Regions from separate parts of the Mus musculus genome. Here regions 1 and 2 are each linked to region 3. The links are chromatin loops, found by intact Hi-C in ENCODE. Cell type or tissue: left cerebral cortex. All regions are shown on one strand. Links, peaks and the distances in the headings refer to the core of each region. The heading gives the core; the rest is flanking DNA. Region 1 overlaps B3galt1 (UDP-Gal:betaGlcNAc beta 1,3-galactosyltransferase, polypeptide 1). Region 2 overlaps B3galt1 (UDP-Gal:betaGlcNAc beta 1,3-galactosyltransferase, polypeptide 1). Region 3 holds the start of B3galt1 (UDP-Gal:betaGlcNAc beta 1,3-galactosyltransferase, polypeptide 1).

Region 1 (7,319 bases), core at 746-5,745, 90 kb before region 3:
ATGATTGAGAAACTTAAGAAGACCCAGGAGACTATGAGTTGTAATGCAGCCATTTTACTAACACTTATGAGCCCAAGGAGCCTCCCTGGAGTCAGCCTCAGTCTCCCAACTTCTGATGCCGTAGAACAGATGGCTGGCTGTCTTAACCAAACAGCTTGCTATTTTTACCTCACTTGGTGATTTGGAGATAGAGCCTTCTCCCAGACTGCACAGAATCCTTCCATAGATTTCAAGGCAAACGTCTTCCTACCAGGTAAAGCAGACACCATCCTTGTCGGTGTGTTTGGCGGCACCACTCATCATCCTTGGTTCATTTTGTGAGAGCTATATAATCTCATTATTTTACATCCTTCAATAAATGCAGGATTTCATTTTAGAATGCCTCCAAAGGTCTGCTCCAAATAGAATGTGCCTTTTTAAAAACGAATGCTACTGACAGGAAAACTGTTTCTCTGCCCAATGCCACCTGCTATTTAAAAATATTCAATATTTATTTTATCTTTTTTATTCAAGTTTTGCTCTTTAGGAAATGCCACTAGTGCTATAATAAATTCTATCCCATTAAGTGACATATTTTCTTTTCAAATATCCTTCAATGCTGTCATGAAAAAAAAAAAAAAAAAACAAGTTTCAAATGCATTATCTAAATTCTATCAGCTGAAAAAAATACGCATTTTAATACTTTCGGTGGGTGCCGGGGAGGGTTTAGTTCCTCCTAGCTTGCTCAACAGGCACTTTACCAACTGAGGTACCTCTTTATCCCTCAAATTTTATTATTCTTTTTGTCATGTGGATTAGTCTTTCAATGGTATAAGGAATAAAATACCTTACAACCTGTGTTTTCCCATTAGATGTTTATTAGAGAATCTCTGAGATTTCATGTAAGCTAGCACATTGCCTCCTCTACAGGGCCTTATCCAGATCAGATTTCACACACTGAAGTTTCATTATATTACTCTACTTAATTAATTCAACATCCGATTTTATAAGATTTTTCCCAACTGACAAAATCAAATGGTTCCTTTAATGGCATAATAAAGCTAATTTAATTTTACATGTATGGTTCCATTTATGTGAGTGATTATACATCTAAGTTTAGGAACAGCATATTGTTGTTCAAATGTTAATGGAGACAGTGGCTTCCCACTGCATCTTTTAATGCCCTCTCTTGGCAGAAGCAAATAAATACATTAAAGTAAAGTGCATCCCACTAGCTGTGAGGACTCCTGTTCTAACAGGGCTTTTTCAGGGGCCAGTGATGTCATTCCATTTAACCTCCCGTTCATAAGTGAAAGGACTGATAAATGACAGTCAAACAGTAGTTACAACTGTACCCTCTGGAGCGCCCAGATAATCTAGTAGAGGACTATAGGATCGAGAAAGCATGTATACAGCCCTGTTCATCCATCCTGACGCCTCTTTCATCTATTTTACAATTAGTGCAAATTTTAATTAGGAAAAGGGAAGGTTATATTTTAAAATCCAGTTTTCAAACAAAAGAGGTCATGAACGTAAAAGATACTAGACACTGGGGTAGAGGGTATACATGAGACTGTCTGAAGAGAGGCAAGGAAAAGAGGAAAGATGTAATTATAGTTTCCAAAAAGAATGAAAATATGATATTCTTTGAAAATTACTGTAAAAATAACTAAGGATTTTGTTCTATTGCCAGCAGTAAGCCCCTTCCCAGTTAGAGTCCAGCTCCTCTTTGATACACCCTAAGCCTCAGGAACGCGGAATGGGCATGCCAACAGAAGATTCTGTCTCAAACTTTATCATTAGATGGTGACTATATATGGAGAGAGTTGCATAATTTGAGACTGTCGTTCCCATTTTTAAACCAGTTTGGGACGTCAGAATTATTTGGAAAGCTTTTAAGACCTGGCAGTACTAGGTGTGTGCAGAACCAGATCCCTAGGAAAGGGAGATTGGCTGTGTTGGTGTACATTGCTTTATGTTTCACTCCCCAGTCTTCTACTTCATTTCTCAATATAAAACTAGTACTGGCTCAACCTGCCCTGGATGAAAATCCAAAGTGCCTCCAAATCTGAAATTTAAATACTCACTTGACACAGAAGAAATTTCGATGCCTGGTCTCATAGACAGAATGCAGGCAAAGTAATTGTGTTCAATAAAATTACTTTAAATCTATGTATATATGGCACATATAAAATAAAACAATTTTATGTTTAAACTTGGCTCCCAGCCCAAAATCACTTTATTATGACTCAGACATTCCAAGACCCAAAACTATCCACAATGTAAATAAATATCTTTAGATCCAAAGCATTTCAGATAAGAGATAGTCAACCCACCATCGGCCTCTGCAGTGATCTAATAAGCTAGGTTTAAGAGACAGAATTTCATTTTCACCCTATTTTCTTCAGACAGTATGAGCAGTGCAGTGATGCACAAAATGGCCTGCTCAGGCACCCCGGGGAGCTCCTGAACTTAGGTGAACTTCATTAGCATCTATAGAGGAAGCACTGTGCTAGATTCCCTCTGGAGAACCCAATAACCAGAATCCCCACTGGGCGCAGACTTCAGTTGTAGTCTCCATCAATTAGCAAAGCCACTAAAGGCTTGGGGTAGAGAATCAACTTGTTTTCACTTCCCCACTGCAAACAGCATGACAGAGGAGACAGGGAAAAATAGAGAAGATCAAAGGATCCGAGCACCATTTGCTTTGCTTAGAGTGTGTTCCATAAACATACATGGAAGTTTATAAATACTTCTACTTCTTACTGGGTTTGTCCGTGGAAAATGGGGAGATGCATCAATAGAGCTTATAAGCAGACATCCTCCTGGGTTTGAGCTGTGTTGTGGAATTCTATGGCCACCAAGGGCTTGTCTTGGATAGACTTCAAAGACTTTCTTAGTATAACTAGGTTGGTTAAGGGAAAGCTGTGTAAGAACACAGCAGCATCTCTGAATTTGTGGTGTTTTATTTCAAAGCCCAATTTTGTTATTTCTTTTGTAATATGACTTTTGGAAGCTCTACAAGCCTTTAGCCCTTAGTTCCCTGATTCAAAAGCTATGAATAGATGTTAGTTATTGCTCCTCTCATTGTAACACTGGTCTTTCTACCACAGACCTGACGTTACAGGTCTCAATATGATATAGTCAACTCAGTATATATTTACCAACTCATAGCAAGAAAGATCACATCTCTGGTGATCTCTCAAAGGGAAGGTGGTGGCAATGTATAAGAGATTATTTGGCTCAAGAGCGGCAGAAAGGTAAGAAATACTAAATGGTTAGGAAATAACTAATTTTATTCTACTTCTTCCTCTGAAGCATCACTGGGCTTCAGATGACTGATTCTCAGCATTGAGGGAGTTGGTGGCATTGTGGTGGAAGAGGATACTGACGACACTGCTGATGATCTGGAAGGCCACAGAGCTGGAAACACAAAATGCAAAGGATCAGTCCCTTCCAGGAGATTTTGGAACATGTTAGAGAAATCTAAGATGTTAGCCTACAAACTTTGGTGAGATGAAGTCTAGGCAGCGTGAATGTGTACTGCTGACATGGACATAGCCAAAAAAAAAAAAAAAAAAAAAAAAAAAAACCAACCAACCAAACAAACAAACAAACAAACAAAAAGCCCAATGCCTCTGACCCATGGGAAACTGGCCAAACTTTCCCTGGACTAGGATTAAGGAAATGGCAAAGCCTTTTTTTCCTGGTCCTTGTGTGGGTATTGATAGTCAGTCCAAAAAAAAAAAAAAAAAGTCTGCTTTAGCTATCTTCTCCTACCCCAAGTCTAAATCTAAATACTGCTCCCCAACAGAGACTGTTCCTACTGAGATTGGCTATGCCTGCCTCTTTGTTCAGATGTATGCCATAGCCCCACCTCTCTGTTCAATTGTATCTAATAAATACCTAGAGCTTCCAGGATGCTGAAGCTTTCTTTCAGAGAGCCCAGCCCATCTTATCTCAGCTTTTCCAAGCCCCTGTGTCTGTTCATTCCGTGTATCTGTCTTTGTCTATTCTTCACTTCTCTGCCATCTCAGTCAGGCCAATCTTTGGAGCAGTGCTGGATGCAGTAATCAAGGTTTTATCCATGAACAATAGTTACCATAACAACAAAATATCAAACAGGCATGAGCAGAGATGAGAGTATGAATCCCGGGACAGGAAAGGCCAGGTGCTTAGGGAGGATCCTGAGCCGAGGTTAAGGTACCTACAGTGCATCGAGATGTGCAGAGGAATTGATGATGCAAACAAGTAGGGTGTTGTTTTAGCTATCGAGGAGTAACCATGGCTCTGGAGACCAAGGATTCAGGTCTCACGAAGCAAACAAACAAATAAAAAAATCTACAGCTATACCTCAAAATGAATATAAGACAGCTTATTTTCAAGACAAATATGAGTGACTATGGCACAAGCATCCAGATTTAGGCTCCTCTAACTTCCATGAAAGCAGTCTCCTAACATCTTTATAGGAAAGAAACATAAATCATGACACTTTTCAAGTACATTGGTGGAAACACTGGACAGGGATTTGTAGCAAGATAGGGGACAAGCTCCTATAGGCTTCTGATGATATCTGATAACATTTTTCTACTTTGGGGTTGGTAAAAGTTAGTGATCTCCTAACACTCTTAAAAGGGAGCTATCTGTCCTAGGATGTTCCGACATGGGGGGGGTGACTACTTGGTGGGGGTGCTGCTAAACATAGCCTGAGATAAGATGATAGCCCCCAACCTTCAACATCCCAATGCCCCGCCCCAATCCCTGCAATTCTAATTAGTCAAGCAATGTTTGGAGACAACCTTTGCTCCTAGGAATTCTCATTGACATGGGATTACTTGGAATAACAAGCTCCAACGTGGAAATGATGACATTAAGTATGTATAGTTACAGAACAAAAGAGAAGTCATAAATAAAGGAGGCTATATATTTTCAAATACATTGTTAGAAACATCGGGTAGGTAGTTTCAGGAAAGCAGAGAAATCTGAGCTAAAGGTTTCAGGTACACACTCTTAGCTTTGTGTTGCTAGAAGCTAGTGGTCAATACATCTCCCCAATTTGTAATTGAGTCTCAAAGTGATGCCAGATCAGACACAGAGTTGGGCCATGGATGTTTGTTAATAAGATCAAATAGAGTAAATTTGGTTCCATGTCTGTAGCATTCCAACCCTTCACAACCACAAAGCTCTTGTCAATCAACCAGCCTTGGAAGGTTTTAAGTAAAAGTGTGGATTTCCTTTCTAGTGACTTCAGGATAGAAAGGAGTGGGTAAATTAACATGACAAACATTTTGGAGGAATCTGGTGACAAGGTGCCATGTGTCTAGAGACAATGGAAATTCAGAGGTCTGTAGAATGAACAGCCGGCAGGATAATGATTTCTTCTTATTAAATAGTAAACGCATAAAGTGTGTGAAGGAGTGAGTATATGCCACAGAGGAAAAGGTTTTGAAAGTTAAGAGTTTAAAAGTGAAGCTGCACAGGCATCCCGAAGCATCACCGGAGCATCCAGAGAGCACCCAGTATTCCGCTCCTGCTGTGCCAACCTCTCCAGGAAAAAATACAGTGTCAATCAGCCAGGCTTATCCAGCATGCATCTGCCCTGCACTCTGAGGGAGGATGCTCCCTAGCAGGCTCTAATCTTCAAGGAACCAGAATAGATGGACAGCACTATTTCACTAATAGTTAACAGTGTCACTTTTATAGCTTTTGAACTCCACATCCTATCCATAAAGGGATCAGCTTTTATTGCCATCATTTCAAAAGTAAAATGGAAACATTTGCTCTAGTTCAAATAGCTGGTTACTGAAGGATCTGGTACTGTTAACACAAGCCCATTCTGATTCTAGCACTGGCTATGCCTTAATGTCTAACCTTAATGTACACACACACACACACACACACACACACACACACACACACACACACACACATTGCTTGGCACACTACCACTAAACAAGGCCCTGTAGCAAACATTAAGTAAGGCTGTATGTATGTATATATATATATATATATATATATATATATATATATATATATATATGCAGGTTTTTGCACTTTGATAGTACAAAATCTACTGTAGAAAGTCTGAAAGTTAATATTTTACTATGTTTTAAAATGCACAGTAAATTTTTAGGCAGAAAGTATAAAACTTTAATCACAAAACTTGGAATCTGGGGGAAGCTCTATTAGGAAAAGGCTGAAATACAATAATACACTTTGACAGCAAATTCATACTAGAAACAACTGTGTGGTGCTTGGCCCACTACCACTAAACAAGGCGCTGAAGCGAACACTAAGTAAGGCTGAATGGCTTGGCAACAGTGGGTTCAGGGAAATTATTCAGCATTTACAATGTTCTACACTGTAAGTGTTGGCGTCAGGAAGTGGGTTTAAGTCAGGAACCAGCTTAATGGTCACTGGTCATCTCTGAATCCAGGGATGACAGTGACATCACACATAGTTAACAGGGACCCGCACATCTGTTGCCATGGCAGTCGCCATATATTCCCAGGATCCAACTGGTCCACCTCCCACCTTTACCTGGGAGAGGTTACATCACAGCCCAAATAAAAGGCTGACCTCCTGACCGTCATTCTTCCTGTCCCCCTTTGTCTTCATCTCCTCCCTTTGCCCTTTTCCCCCACAGTAAACCTCTCCTATGGAACTGTACTGGCATGGTGTGATCTATCCAATTCTAACACAACAATAAGAAACACTGATACTTCTGGGATGAAATGCATGTTTCTTGACTGAGCCCAGAAAATTGGGGAACACACTCAATAAGATATTATGGTACCATTTGTTTCCTTCTTTCTCTCTTTCTTTCTTTCTATTTTTCTTTTTTGATTTTGTTTTTGTTTTTGTTGGTTTCTTGTTTGTTTGTTTTTTGAGACAGGGTTTCTCTGTATAGCTCTGGCTGTCCTGGAACTCACTCTGTAGACCAGGCTGGCTTCAAACTCAGAAATCTGACTGCCTCTGACTCCCAAGTGCTGGGATTAAAGGCATGCACATCATTTGTTTCTTGTAAGGGCACTCAGGGGAACTGCTTCCAACTCAGGAAGCCTGTAGCTCTCAACTGGGGCTCTAGAGCCACGGAAGGTAGGGAAAGCAGCCACCCGGAGTCTGGAGACTATGCAGGCATTAACCAAGAAAGAAGGTGGCAGGAAAAGTTTAAACAGTGGGACAGTCAAAGCCATGTCCTGCTCTGTGCAGATTTCCTGCCATGAAGGCAGATCACCAGTTAGGACCATTATATTAGCTCCTTTCAAAATGTCTTTTTACAATAGGCATTTCTCTTTAAATTAGAATCTATTCCTCAAAACTGAACCAAACTTGCCCTA
Region 2 (7,319 bases), core at 745-5,744, 250 kb before region 3:
CCAGTACAGCAATGCGAAGGAGGAAGAATTGGGCTGTGGTTTAGAAGGCTTCAGTTTATTCTGATTATTTAGGATTAATAAGTGTAATCAGATTTCCCTTTGAATTTTAAATTTAGGAGTGGATTAATGGATTTTTCAACTAGTTTTTGAAGATGTTATTTAAATTCTTAAATGACCCTGCAGATTGCTTTCCTTATGAATGGCGAAGCTTAGGTTTCATGGCATTGAATTTGAAATAAAGATATGCATATATCTTTTCATGTCTTCCTTTTTTTTAGGATTGACAGAAAGTAAATTATATAAGCCAAGTAATTCTGCCAACAGATGCCATGCTTCTGCAGTCGCAGCATAGTTTGAATTTCAATCTCCTCAGTTAGAAAGCTGTATCCCGTTCCATTTTGTTTTATATATTGATGTCTTTATAAATTCATAGAGTGAATTATTTATACAATAGAAAAACAACACTGGAACATGGCGTCCAGACTATGCACAGGGGTTTATGCTTCGAGCTCTACCTTTCTAGACTGTCTACTTATAAAGTCCACATAGCCCCGAGCACCGTAAGCCAATCCCATAAGTTCTGTACAGTTCAGATAAATTACTGTAACATGTTATTTTGTACCTGATTCCCTGTTATAATGAAGTTCAGAACCTATACATTATGTGAACAATTAAGTATAATAGGCTATTTTTAAACATGAAGACAATGCCAATTAAAATTCTCTAGATAAACATGTGTAATTATAGTAATTACAATTTAACAATAACTCACTGGCACTTACTATTATAAACTCATAAACTATTATTCAGTACCCCATAAAACTCAAATTCTAATTGAAAGTGCTAGTTTAGCACAATTCCCACAAGCCATCACTCTTTAATATTCTGGAATGAATGAGATTTTTGTTGAGCTATTAATTGGCACTGACAAGGGATAACCACTGGAACGAATCTGAAGTTATGGATAGCAATTAATCACACTGCCTGTCAACTTGAGTGTCAAACAAAATTCGATAGTCCTTTAAAATAATTTTTTTTAGAAGTTTGTACATTTTCATGTTTCAGTTCACTTAGTAGAAACAGAAAGTATATTTCTGGCAAAGTCAAGTAACAGTCAGATAATATTTCCGTAAATATGAGTGGTACATTTTCTTAGTTAATAAAGAGGCCTTTAATTTTCTGCTGAAATTACATTCAGGATTAATCTGTGTCTGTACACATGAGAAATATTTCCCTGTTATATTTCACACCTGCTTTTCCTTAGTGGGTATGCCTCTGACTCATCGATCACCATCCTATATAGCATGCAGTGTGGCACTGCACAGGAAGAAGGAATGCAGGGAGCCGGAGCTTGGGAGAAAATAAGAGGAGACATTGAGATGCCTCAATTCATCAGTGTCTCGTTGAATTGGAGTGAGGAAACATCAAGATTTTATTTACCTTCTAATTTTATTTCTAATTAACAGAGCAAGTGGTGTTTTCTTTCCTTGTTACTTATATACCAGCAGCATCTATGCCAGACCCAGAAGGTCTCTGTTTTCTCTGTGACACTTCAAAAGTCATTATGAGGTTCTTTTGACAACTACAAAGTGACTGTAGAACTAAAACTATTTATTATATTCATCAAAATCCAAGCCAGCCCAACTACCAAGTGATAACCCAATAACACCAGCTCAAATTCTAAAGATATAAACATTGTAAAGTGGAGACAGTGATCTTAGTGGGCAGATTTTCACTAGATAAGCAGTCTCATGGGCATCATTTAAATATTCATGAATTTCAGGTGTTTGGTGGGGGAAAGATTGCTAAAAAAAAGTTTTATTTCATTTATTATGCTAATATTGATAGATCTTGGAAAGGTTAACAAACTAAAAAGGAATTTTTCAATAAATTAAGGAAATGAGAGTACTGTTTTTTCTCTGTGACCCAAAGCTGAAAACAAAACAAAACAAAACAAAAACAACAAAGAAAATTCTGAATGAGTCTTCCTATACAGATGAAATTGTCAACCACTTTAAAGACCAAAGACAGGAAAATTCCATAGTGAAGCTGCATATTCAGAAAAATTTTAATGTATTCATATGTTACATAACTTACTATACTTACTAGTACTCTATGTAGAACAACTTCCATTTTAATTTTTTTTTTATGTTTTACTTCTATTTGTAGTAACTACACTAACACTCATTATTGACTTTTGACAGCCAAAATAGGTAATGGCCATGACTTCTGTTCTGTCCTGCTTAAACTTGCCTTACTATAAAGGACACGCTTTCTTCTTACTGACTATTTTACTGCCCAGGAATTATAGAGTAGTTTTGTTGTTTTCCTCATAAGTTGTGTGTTTTCTACTCTGATTCTGGATTCTTCCTTCTCTATTTCCCTCTCTACTCTATAGTATTATATAACTTGAAGTGTATATATAAATCACAAGCAGTGGGTTAATTACTATCAATCCTCTGGAATTATATGTTTTGGTGAAACCATGCTGACAATGAATATTTAATATGTAAACTTTTTTAAAATTCAGGACAGGAACAGGAGCCATAATTATTCTGGTTGATTTGAAAGGTTAGTTACTCCTGGTCTTTGAAAATTCCAGGTTAAATAAATCTTGTATAAATTGACACGTAATCCATGTCTTGACACATAATTCAGACATCTGACAGAGGTACATGTTTCTGGAATGTGCTCTGCCTCATGCCTCTGTCTAAAGGGCTCTGGATTGGCTTCAGGAGAGATTTCTCTTCTTCTCTCATAAAATGGAAGCTCTGCCTTCTTACATTGCTTTTGAATTAGAAGCACAGATTTCACATAGTCTGCCCTCTTCAGACCTAGCAAACATCTTGCTGTCATGGTGACATTTAATAAAAGAGAGATGCCCTTTCTAGACATTTTGTGTCCCTGTCATGTGTCAAAATACATGGACTGGAGAAACTCATATCTGACTTACAGGAGAGTCCTACCCTACCTAGTAACATACATAAAACGACCTTTTAGTGTGAATGTAGAGACATTCATTGAGGGCAGATGCAAGACAAGTTGATACAAGGAACTTTGTGTTTTCTGTTGAAGTCTTGATAGGTTGTTCAATGTCCTAAGTCCCCTTCAGCCACATGGTAGAGTTCTTTCAGGTGTGACATTTGGGAGAAATGTATAGAAGATACAATGTTTCTCTTTACTGGGATGAGAATTATGTAACTTCACAGGTTTTCAAAATAGTTTTAAAAGTAAGTTACTGTGAGGGATGGAATTATGTATGAAAAGTGACGAAATCTATGCCGAGGAGGCCAAATCTGTTCAACAATTGAACTGCAGGACTCTGGTACGATACGTAATGATGACAATACGCACTGAGCATATCCAGGAAGCTCCGAGCGCATTTAACCAGCTCAGTTTATGATATGATAAAATTCTTTGTTTTGAGAAGACTGATAAAAATCTTTATTTATATTTTGAATATTGGTATGCAATTTTGTACTCATTTATCTGACTTCTAAGAGGGACAGCTGGAGATATAATGAAAATCCAAAATATCTCTGTTCTTAATATATATTCTACTGAATTGAAATTATAAAGCTTTTTATTTATCCACTAAAATAACTTAGAAACAAATAACATATAAACTCATGTGCTTGAAAAACTTTTAACAGCTTTTTTGAAACATTCTGACACCATGAAAATCTTACTTAGGTCCACAGACCTGTTAATCTTTATACAATGGACGAACTTTTAAAATGACACAATTGGACAAAACTCCCATAAAAAACATAAAAATCCATCCAGTTAGAAAATCAGATCTATAATTAATGCTCTTCAAAATTAGAAAAGACAATGGCTACCCAAGTTCATCAAGAATTTCTATCAAATATTTAACAACAAATTATTTTCATCTTTCACAATCTCTTTCTGGATACAGAAACAGAAGTCAGTATCCCTGCTGCTTGAAAACAAGCCAAGTGCAATGTAAATAAATAGAGAAATCCACAGACCACTGTCTCTTACACTGTCCAATGATACAGTAAATGAATTATAATGAAACCAAATAGGGTTTGTCCTAGGAATTTATGCTTGTTTAAGACTCCAAAATCAATAAATGTACTCCAGGAAATTGTCAGGGTGAAAAGGACAAACAAACAAAGAAAAAAAAAAAAAACACAAACCAAAACCACAATAAAACCCACATGTGCCTCACAACACAAAGGGAGAAAAGAAAATGAACTACAACACATGATAAGATTTAATACCTCTCTATAAAAACAAATGAACAAGTAAACAGAGAAACAGCGAACAGACCAACAAATGAACACACAAACTCCTAATAAAGTAGAGTAGAGAGAAATTTCTTCCACTTAAGAATGATACCATGGTTGGAGCCATTTCTCAGTTGGTGATGTTCTTACTATACAAGAACGAGGATTGAGTCAGGCCTCTTATATGTTCTTATAATTTCAGTACTGAGGAGGTGGCATACGTGGGTCTCTGGCACTTGCTTTCTTAACAATAAAACCTAATTTGAGAGTTTCAAGCCAGTTAGAGACCCTCTCACAACCCAGATGGTGAATAGCTCCTGTGTGTCCTGTGTAACAGTATCTGAGAATGACCTCTGGCCTCCCCACACATAGACACATAACACAAAGCTTTGTTCTCTCTCTCTCTCTCTCTCTCTCTCTCTCTCTCTCTCTCTCAGTAACTAAATAAATAGGACAAAAGACTATAAAATCTGACTGTTACTCTCATAGTGAATGGCAAGAAACTCAACCTTTTGCCACTAGATAGAAATGAAGCACATACATACCCTTTGCTTTCTAATGATGTCATGTTCATAACAAAATTGAAAACTTATGTCCACACAAAATTTACATGTGAATGTTTATAGCAGAATTACTCACACTTATCAGAACTTGGGGGCAGCCAAGAAGGTCCAAATAAAAGTAGTAAATTATTATTTGATGTTAAGGTAAAATGAGATCCAAGCCATGAAAAGTTTTAGAAGATATTCAAATAAATGTATATTAATATGAGAAACTGATCTTAATTTTTTTAGACTGTATGATGCTTTGTGACTCTCTTTAAAGTGCCAAAGCTTCCCAAGGCTTGGGTTTCGGGTGCTGATACAAAAGGGGATAACTCAGAATATTTTCAGGGTAATAACATGAAATTGTATGATGCCTTAATAATAGGCTATATCTTTTTATATTTGTCTATACCTACATAATGCAAAACTCCTATACAGATTTCAAGTCCAGACTAAGGGCTATGGGAGAGCATGTAGTGGTGAGGATATTGATGAGAGATTTGTCATTAGGGAGTGGAAGATACATGAGAAGTCACTGTGCCAAACATCTTAACTTGCTTTAAAAAGTGAATTTATTAATTTGAAAACAAAATAAAAGTATAATAAAGCCTTAACCAAATATCAAAATATCAATAAATACATTTAAAATTCAATTTAATAATCATTTCACTACACTTTTAGATTACTTAAAATTCAAAACTTTAAGAATCACATCTTTTTTCAAATGGTTCAGGGAGATTAACACACATCCTTGAGAAGGCCTTGCATTATGTAAAATGAATAACAACTGTGTGCCTAATAGAGGACCATTCCTATATTTACATCAAAAGGATTACATTCATCTGAACATATTTTTGAAAAAAAAAATCAAGTGTTACTATCCATAGTTTTGCAGAATAATTATGTTTCTTACTTTTTTAAAGTTTCAAAATCCAATTTTTAAATCACTGAAGACACTGTTCTAATATTAACTTAATGAACCCACAGTTTCTTCTGCCTAAGCAATGGAGATGCATTTAAAACCTTTGCAGGGGAAAGGTCAACATTCCTTGTAAAAGGCAGCCTGGAGTATGTGAACCTAGGAATCATTAAAGAAATGTTAAAAATGCATTTCCCAGAGATTGTTTTATTCAGAAAGGATATGATCTACTAGAATCTCCACTGAGTGGAGATGACTCAGTGACTCATGATTCCAATATTCAAAATGTGTTTACGATTATCTGAAGAGGAGAAACCGGGATTTGTTTTGTTTAAATGTAATTTTGTCCCACCTCGAAACGGCCAATACATTTTCCATATATCCGTTTTTGGAAAGGATATATGGGCCCCTCAGAATAGCTTAGGAAGTCCTGTTCCTTACTTCTTAATCCACTTTCTTCCATCCTATCCAGACTTTAGCATTCTCTGCTACTTCTAGAGAGTAGTAGTGTGGAGTCTAGATTTAGTATTTGTTTTAGATATCTATTTGACTCCATTAGCAAATCCCAGGACTTCACAAAGATCCCACGCTATCCAGTTAAGGAGATTACATCACATGTGGAATATTAGTTTTAATAATCACTTCCAAAATTCTGTGACCCTGGTACAAATTTGCCTTTTCTTCTCATTTTCCCCTCCATGTTATTTTATCCTGACCATGTATTTTCAAATATAGTTTTAAAGAATTTTTTTTTCTGATAACCGAGGGCTTGGCCTTTTCATAGTACTACAGGTCAGATCCATGCAATTTCAGAGATATAAAATATTGTAAAAAAAAAAAAGTCAGACTATTGCTTTAACTGGAGCTAAGAATCATGACCTTTAACTGCTTAGATCTGTGGATGACTTGGGAAGTACTCCAGTTTAGAAGAAGGAGAAATGTGCACAGAAATATGTGATGCAATGTATGGTAGAGTTTCTACTGCTTCTTGAAGTAGGAAAGCAGTTGGAGAAAGTTGGTGCTATGTTAGAGCTTGCAGTAGATTCCAATCAGCAATAAGATACTGTAAAAATGAAGCCAGCAAAGAGATGTGACTCTCCCTTTACAGGATGAAATTTCAATGAACAGTGTAAGCTAATGGAAAGGGTTTGTATGGAATAGAAAATAAATAATGCTCACTCACTCATTCATTCATTCATTCTGGGTGAGTTAAAGACTCTTAATCCATGGCTTCTCTTCAGGTACCAGTTATAAACAGACACTGGAATGTGTGTGTTCATGTGCAGGCCACAGTCACCTTGACAAGAGACAGAGCTGGGGCTCAGATCTCTTCTCTTGCACCTTCCTTTTTAAGAGAAGAACAGAAGAACAAGGGTTTCTCTGTGTCTTGACAACTATTGGTTTGTTTTGAAATCAAAAATACAATGATTCTCTTCTTTACTGAGTTTTTTAGCCAGACACTCTAGTTATTAAATAATACATAACAATATCACAGTGATGTAGAGTAACATATATTCTATGGCCAAATATTTTATTACATTGAATTACAGTGATATGGCTTTAGTTAGGAAGGTAAAAATAATCCACGAGGTTTTATTGGAA
Region 3 (7,319 bases), core at 918-5,917:
TTAAGTTTCTTTGGAATTTTTTATCAATAATGTGTACCACATTTTAAACTTAGTACCTTCATACTAAGCCATCATGGACAAAGACATATTTTTGTCAGCTCACAGATTTGTGTAAAAAAAAAATTCCCACAAACTAAAAGTAACCATTTAGTATGTTAATAACATCCATAAAGTCCTGAATGTTGTAATAATTTAAAAGTTGTTATAATTAAAAAAAATCATCTGGAGGCAGGTGAATCTTGACTACAAATCTAACAACATACACCTTATAAATATATCAGAAAAAGAGGCTTTGGAGCCAGAAATCATGACTGTTAAAAACAAATATTCAGTAGCAATTTCTAATAAAGCTTCAGAAATAAAATTAACACCGCTACCTCTTTATTGGAAGTTGCTCATCTCTTTTTAGAATAACATAGCTAGGTTTTGCAAACTACAAAGATGGGGGTTTTGCACAGATCCCTCCTTGCTGCCCACACTATTCCTCTGGGGTGCCATACTTTCGTTTTCACTATTCAAGCAAACCAGAAAGGAGCCCAAGCAAAGCTGTTTCTCACTCTGGCATGTTGTTATTGTTGTTGTGGTGGTGGTGGTCTATGAAATTTGTCCAGTGGTCGGACAACAGAATCCCCATTAGATTCCCCAACAGATAACCCAGCTTCAAACAGGGAAATTGGTGTAGGCAGTTCAAGATCCCAGATCCCTGTGTTGAGCCAGTTTTTGGTTTTCCCAACCCTGCCAGGCAGGGGAGCTGCCCTCCCCACCTCTACAGCTTCCTGCAATCCCATCTCTGGTCACAGTCTTTCCCGGGCTGAGCCAGAGAGGGGAAAGTGCCTTGGTGCTGAAATATCTCATGAAGTTTCGAAAGGAGAGATCCTTACGGAGACAATAGATCCCAGAGAAAAGTCTCTAACGTTAAGTTTGTGCGTCCTATACAGGGATGGGGGAATCACTGTCCTGAGCAGCGAGCTCTAGACTCAGCCTGAGAGCACTACTCAGAAATAGCAGAGCATAATTGGTCTTCTGCGGAAAGGTTGCAGTGTAAGTGGAACTTGAAATGGCTTTACAAAACGGAACATGTAAGAAAAACAAAAAGAACAAAAACAAAAATCAGCATATGTCCTGGAAGAAGCTGGATATAAAAACCTGGTTCCCTTTGAATTAACGTGTTCCAAGTCTGGTAGCCCAGACCCCAGCAGGCTTGAAGTTTCTGACTGCGCAGCCGCTCTCCCAGTATCTGTCCCAGGACACACCAGTCCCAAACACGATGACACACCTGTCAGGGCTGCGAGGGAGGAAGTGCCTGCTCCAGGACATTCCTCCAATGTCCGCACTAGCACCACTCCACCTCTGCCCATTTGTCCAGTTGCGACCACCTTAGCTCAAAGGCGTAGTCCTCTGGAGTGGAATTCATTTCACCCCAAATCTGCGCTCCTGAAAAGTGAACTGAGCCTCCCACGCGGGGTTTCTGCCACCTATAAGTGGCCAGTCCCCAAGCCTAGCCTCTGGCCCTCGCCCCTTATCAACTTCTCTTTGCTTCAGCAAGGCTGATCAACCATTACTTTCTGCTCCAAAGTCCCTGGCGTAAAGTGAGACTTTGGGGAGCCTCGGTGAATGCGCTTCTCCCCCAGCGCGCTAGACCCAAGGGCTCCTTTTCATTAAGGCAATAAAGTTCAATTTGCCCGGCTCCTTCTATGCCAGAGGAGACTTTTCAATGCACCGAGTTCTCCGTCCCAGCGCGCTCAAAACATCCTGTTCATTCCAGCCCGGATCCTTGAAGGACATCAGTCTACATAAAGGGGACCTACTCCTCTCCTTTCAAAGTGCCCCAAACCTCGTGCGTGTGCGCGCGCACACTCATACCCACACTCTCTCACACACAATGCCATCCACGCGCTGTCAAAGTCTGTCACTGCCTAAGCCAGAAGGCAGGAGCTGAAGCCGCACCGGCGCGAGCATCAGCCTGGCCAGGCAGCAGAACTCGCTGTCTAGGTCCCAAACATCCTTGTCCGGATGCTCCGGCCACTAGGAGCTTGTAAGCACCCCAAGATTACAAGGCGGTCTGGAGAGCCGCACCTTACCCGCGGGACGCGCCGTCTCTGGCCGTTCTGCTGGCCCGCGGGCCACAGGGACGCTGCAGCCGGGGTCCCGAAGATGCTTATTCTCCGCTGCCGCTGCCCGGATCCCTGGCGCCAGCATCACTTCTCCCCCGCCTCCGCCTCCTCGTGCTCAGCTCGCGCGCCCGCCCCTCCCGGCGGCCTCCTGCAAGCCCCGCGGTGCTGGCAGCGCGCGGTGGACGGCGGCGGAGGCGGCAGCGGCGCCCGCGCGGGCTCGCTCAGCTGCACCAGCCGAGCAGCCGCGGCGGCAGCCGGAGCACCGGAGCCGGGTTGCGCTTCCCCGGCGACGGTTCTGGCCTCGGCGACTGACAACGCCCGGCAGCCAATCGCCGCCTCGCCCCGCGCGGCGGGGGGAGACCAATCAGAGCGGAAGGCCCAAGGTTTGCCTCCGCCTTTGCTCAGCAGGCTTGTTTCCGGGAGAGGATGCTGCTGGGGTGTGGGATGGAGGGGGAGGCAGGGCTGGGGCGACGGGTGGGGGACTTGGGCCCCGAAGCCCAAGCCCAAGACACAGGGAAGAAGCCCGGCCCACAAATGTGGACCCCGGGCGCTTTTTGTCTACCCTCGAAGAGCATCTTGGCATGACCCGACACTCCCGGGTAACTGTCCCCAGAGCCTTGGCACGGAGGTTCAGTGTCCTGGCATCACTATGCAGAGGTCTTGGGACCCGAGTAGAAGCGGCGCTACTGGAGAGCGAATCCCTGGAGGTGGTCGCCGCCTTGAAGGAAGCAAGCAAAGTCACCAGACAGCGCCCCCGTCCTTCTAGGTTTGGCAGCTGAAAAGTGGTACCTCCACTAGTGATCAGCCTGGAGATGTCCAAGGAAGGAGATACATTGAGGAACGTTTTTCAAAGTTCCTTGCAGAGTGGACCTTTCATGTTTGCTCTCCATAGAAACGTCAACCCCGCAGAACAACCACTACGGGAAAATAACCAAACAAAACCAAAGGAAACCAAACAGTGACTGTGTGAGCAGGCTAGTTAATTACCTAGCCCTTGCACGTTGGTTTTATTTACTCATATGGAGAGCATCAAGCCTAACTGATCCAAGAGGTTTTGCTTTAAGAGTTCGTGTGCGAATGTGACTGAACATTAAGTGACAATGTTTGATAGGAAACGGAAACAGAAACCTTTCTTGCCTGTCCTAATCTTTCCCTCAAACACTAATAATCTTTCCTTGTAGAGTATTTTAATTTTCCAGTGCAGTTATGCCAAAATCGCCATCAAAACAGCCCAGAGGACTACTTAAAAGCTTCCGCACTTAATTTCTAGAAACAAGGAAAACAAAATTAAAACTGTTTACACAAAGGCTTGTAGAAGAAAGGGACAGTCTCCAAATGACCCTTGTTCTCCAATGGAGACAGTAAAAGTCACCTCACAATGCTTTTTGTGAGTGTTTTTAAAAGAAAAAAATCATAGCTACATCATTTTCTGATAAAAATGACTTTGTTACTCGGTATGATCCTTTCTTTTTATTTCTATGCTGTTATTCATGTTGCTAGTTATTAAGGGGCTCGATTGTTTTTGCAATCAACACCACTCTTTTCTTCATTTACCTTTTTAGAAAGGAAGAGAGGGAGGGAGAGAGGGAGGGAAGGGAGAAAAATAAGAGAGAAGAAAGAGGGAGAGAGAGAGAGAGAGAGAGAGAGAGAGAGACAGACAGACAGACAGACAGACAGACAGACAGAGTGAGAATTATTATTTGATTTCCAGAACAAGCCATGCACAAACTTCTTGGACTTGTTACCATTTAGAAAAAGAAGATGCTCACTACGCAACAGACTTGCCTACTATTACCACGTTTTCAGTATAGAGAATATTCAGACCTTTGCTGTTTTCTGTGCCTTCCTCCTCTTCAGCCAGTTGACCCATCTTGCTAGGCCATCCCTTTCCAAACTGGCTGTGCTGACAGTAATCCCATTTCTTTACAGTTAAAAGCTGACATGTAGACCCTATTCCTTTGGTTTCTTTTTAATATGACGGTCTTGACATGGCTTCTCGTTTAAAATATATATATATATATATATATATATATATATATATATATATATATATATGTGTGTGTGTGTGTGTGTGTGTGTGTGTGTGTATAAACACATACATATATATACATGTATACACACATACACACATATATATATATATAGAGAGAGAGAGAGAGAGAGAGAAGTACATATATGTGTTCCTATTGCATAAAAAAAAAAAAACAGTATCTTCACAGACTATCCAAGGAACAAACCATGTAAGAAGGAAGCTCAGGAAAGAAAAGTAAACGTGTAATATATTCAAAAATGTGGAGGGAAGAGTTAATCTCTGAAAAAATAAACAGATCTTAAAGTTAGAAAGTCCAAAAGCAATAAGAAGCTGGTGAGAAAGCGCAGAAGGAAAATCGCATACCTCTAAGCCTGACCATCCCATCTCAACCCAGAGACCCACGTGTTAGGAGAGAACTCATCCTCTCTAGGGTACACTTCCACACCCACAACCCCACACATGAACACAGAAAATTAAAAGTACAAAAGTGCATTTGTTACAAAAGCAGTTACCATTTAGAAAAATCTCTAACAAAAAGGTAAGATTGAAGAGAACCTCAATTTTTTTAAAGGGATTTTTGGTGATAGAAAGAGGTAGGTGATTTAGGACCTTGCAAGCAGAAATGTACAGACAGCCCATGTAATTTTTATAAGTACTTTATATCTTACCAAATATGTGATTTTACAGTTTGTGTGTTATCTCATATTTTGTATCTTCTAGCCCTGTATAAGTTTTGCATAGCATAGTATTAGTGAATAAGTCAATCAAGTAATTCTGAACAAATGAAAGGCTTAAAGAGAATCAACAGCCAGGTGTACATAACACTAATATCTATCATTAGTGCTTTCTGCATTTAGCTTGGAATAAAACAAGAATTCAGAATTAACACTTGACAGGAAGAATTGTGAAAAATTTAAGATCGAGGAAGCCTTTTTATTTTAAGGATAAAGAAGAAAAAGAAAAGATAACATTCTACACAGCTAAAAATACTGTGTGTTTGGTGCTAGAATTCTCTGCACTTCTATGAGAACCAGCATAGGAGGCATAGAAAGGCCAATGTTTTTTGATTTTTAATGAATTGTTTATATTTAAATGAAAACTGTTTTAGGGCAATTTGTTTGTTTTTAGTTCCTAATTACATATGTCTGATTTTTTTCTCCCTGTTATTAAAGGAAGGTGTTTCTTTTTATTTAAAGGGATAAAGATTCACGTAATCAAAAAGTACGTCAAGAAATTATATATTAATTAATGCAGCCAATCTATCAGGGTCAGTTGGAATGAAAGCAAGAAACTAAACAAGGAGAGAAATCTGTCCACTTCTACCCCTGACTCTGTCAGTATGAATAATCTCAGGGCAGTCATTAAACCCCCACTCAGCAATCCTTATCTTAAAATAGAGATTAAAAACAAATCAAACTTGTGGCTGCCTCTCTCGGATTTGAAGCTTAACTTGTAATTAGGGCTACAAGTTATGAAAGGTTTCTGGGAAAGGCCATTGTGAAAAGGTAGAGAACATGGATTTAATAATGACATTACCCTCTCTCAAATGTGAAGTAATTTAATTCTCACTGTAGCTGTTCCTCATGGGTGGGAAATATCTATTTCGGCACATTATTGTACTGAGTTCTGAAGAGGCTCTTTTTGCCAAAGCTCTGATAGGTTGGTTATCAAGTACACTATGCTTTCTGTGCTGATGTTACTGGCAGGATTTTTCCTGTACTTTCTTCCCTGTGACATATTCAGTACAATTAGCATCTGAGCCTTTCACGTCTCCATCATTATAAAGGATAACACTTGTTTCATTATCTTTGAAAAATTATTCTTTTCATGAACTTATTTTCCCCAATCAATATAATTAATTACATGCTGCCAAGCATAAAGACCCTCATATTTAAAGCTAAAAATGCTTAGAACAATTGACATTACTTCAGATTATAAAATGATTACTAAACCATTTTTAGAAATAGGTGTTGGAACAGTGGAAAATGGACCGTATCAAATTGGGTTGTAAATTCTGACATAAGAACATACAGCTGGGCTAGAGGAAGATACTAGGGTTGTTGGGATGAAAGCCATATATATGTTCCTCAAAGAATGTAAAGAAAAAACTAAGACAAGAAAGATGTTTCTTGTATATTGGGCAACAGTTAAGTTATTTTAGATTCAATACTCTGAAATGCGGGTAGAGTCATGTACACTATATAATTGATTTGAATTAATATAAGATCTCTTAAAGTCTTGAATTATTGATGGTCTTTAACGGTGCTGCTATTAATAATATTAGACTTTTAATGAGTATTTGTTAATTTTATGGAAGTAAAGCTACTACTAAAATTTAAGCAAAGATATCCCTTTACACTATTAGATTATGCCGTTCAATTTTGATGATTCGAAAAGCAGCTATTTGCGGCTGACGAAAAGTCTCAGCAGGCAAAGACACCTGCCACCACATCTGACAACCTGCCATCAATCTCTTGGATCCATATGGTAGAAAGAGAGACCTGACTTAAGTTGTCCTCTGACCTAGACTCATGTGCCATGTCACACACATGCAGGCACACACACACACATACACACAGTGTGTACACAGGCCGGTTAAATAAAATGTAGTTAAAAATGTTACTTGATTGACTAAGAGAATTAAATCTCTTCTAACACACTCTTCTTTAGTTAATTTATTATTATTATTTTGCTTTGACCACTGAAGAGAAGACGCACATTACATTGGTCCAAACCGAAATGGGAAAATGGAAGGAAAGTGTGTGTGTGTGTGTGTGTGTGAGAGAGAGAGAGAGAGAGAGAGAGAGAGAGAGAGAGAGAGAGAGAGGAGGGAGAGGTGATCAGTGGGATATAAGAAAGAGACAAGTAATGACAAGTTTTCAAGGTATTTATGCACCTGTTCTTTATGACCTCACTAATCAACACTTTCATTAGGGACTAGTTAAAGCATAGGACACTGAAATGTTAATTTTTAAAAGGCTAATTGCTTCTATATTATTGTAATGAAATGTACTTTAAGTGCCTAGCACAGTACTGGGAGTCCAATATCTGTTTTATCAAGAATAGATGAACGTATAAACATTACATGAGGTTGCTGGGAAGAGGGAGATCAATGTTCTTACAAATTTAGCCCACTATAACGATTAGCATGCATTCTTACGATTTTGCCCATT

Evidence for each region. A loop is a pair of places that touch in the nucleus more often than their neighbours do. Peaks named below come from ENCODE experiments on the same cell type or tissue, not always from the same donor. Only the 100,000 strongest peaks of a DNase experiment are listed, where the experiment ranks them.
Region 1: a loop joins it to region 3, with 2.7 times the contacts of the local background. A loop is called at or near these places in 3 of 42 quality-filtered maps.
Region 2: a loop joins it to region 3, with 2.7 times the contacts of the local background. A loop is called at or near these places in 3 of 42 quality-filtered maps.

The regions. Positions count from the first base shown.
Region 1 is chr2:67,650,390-67,657,708 of GRCm38, reverse strand. The region is part of intron 1 of B3galt1 (UDP-Gal:betaGlcNAc beta 1,3-galactosyltransferase, polypeptide 1); the gene reads right to left. Among named protein-coding and RNA genes, the nearest start is that of Mir7224, 21 kb to the left of the region's middle. In left cerebral cortex, for the core only: no CTCF peak of the experiment used is centred there; DNase peaks (open chromatin) are centred at 1,266 and 2,767; H3K27ac peaks cover 1,552 bases.
Region 2 is chr2:67,809,925-67,817,243 of GRCm38, reverse strand. The region is part of intron 2 of B3galt1 (UDP-Gal:betaGlcNAc beta 1,3-galactosyltransferase, polypeptide 1); the gene reads right to left. Among named protein-coding and RNA genes, the nearest start is that of Mir6335, 33 kb to the right of the region's middle. In left cerebral cortex, for the core only: no CTCF peak of the experiment used is centred there; a DNase peak (open chromatin) is centred at 3,251.
Region 3 is chr2:67,560,797-67,568,115 of GRCm38, reverse strand. B3galt1 (UDP-Gal:betaGlcNAc beta 1,3-galactosyltransferase, polypeptide 1) reads right to left here and starts at 2,427. Exons shown (of 6, transcript NM_001379327.1): 1 at 2,082-2,427. In left cerebral cortex, for the core only: a CTCF peak has its summit at 2,864; DNase peaks (open chromatin) are centred at 1,256, 1,961, 2,415 and 2,849; H3K4me3 peaks cover 2,650 bases; H3K27ac peaks cover 2,563 bases.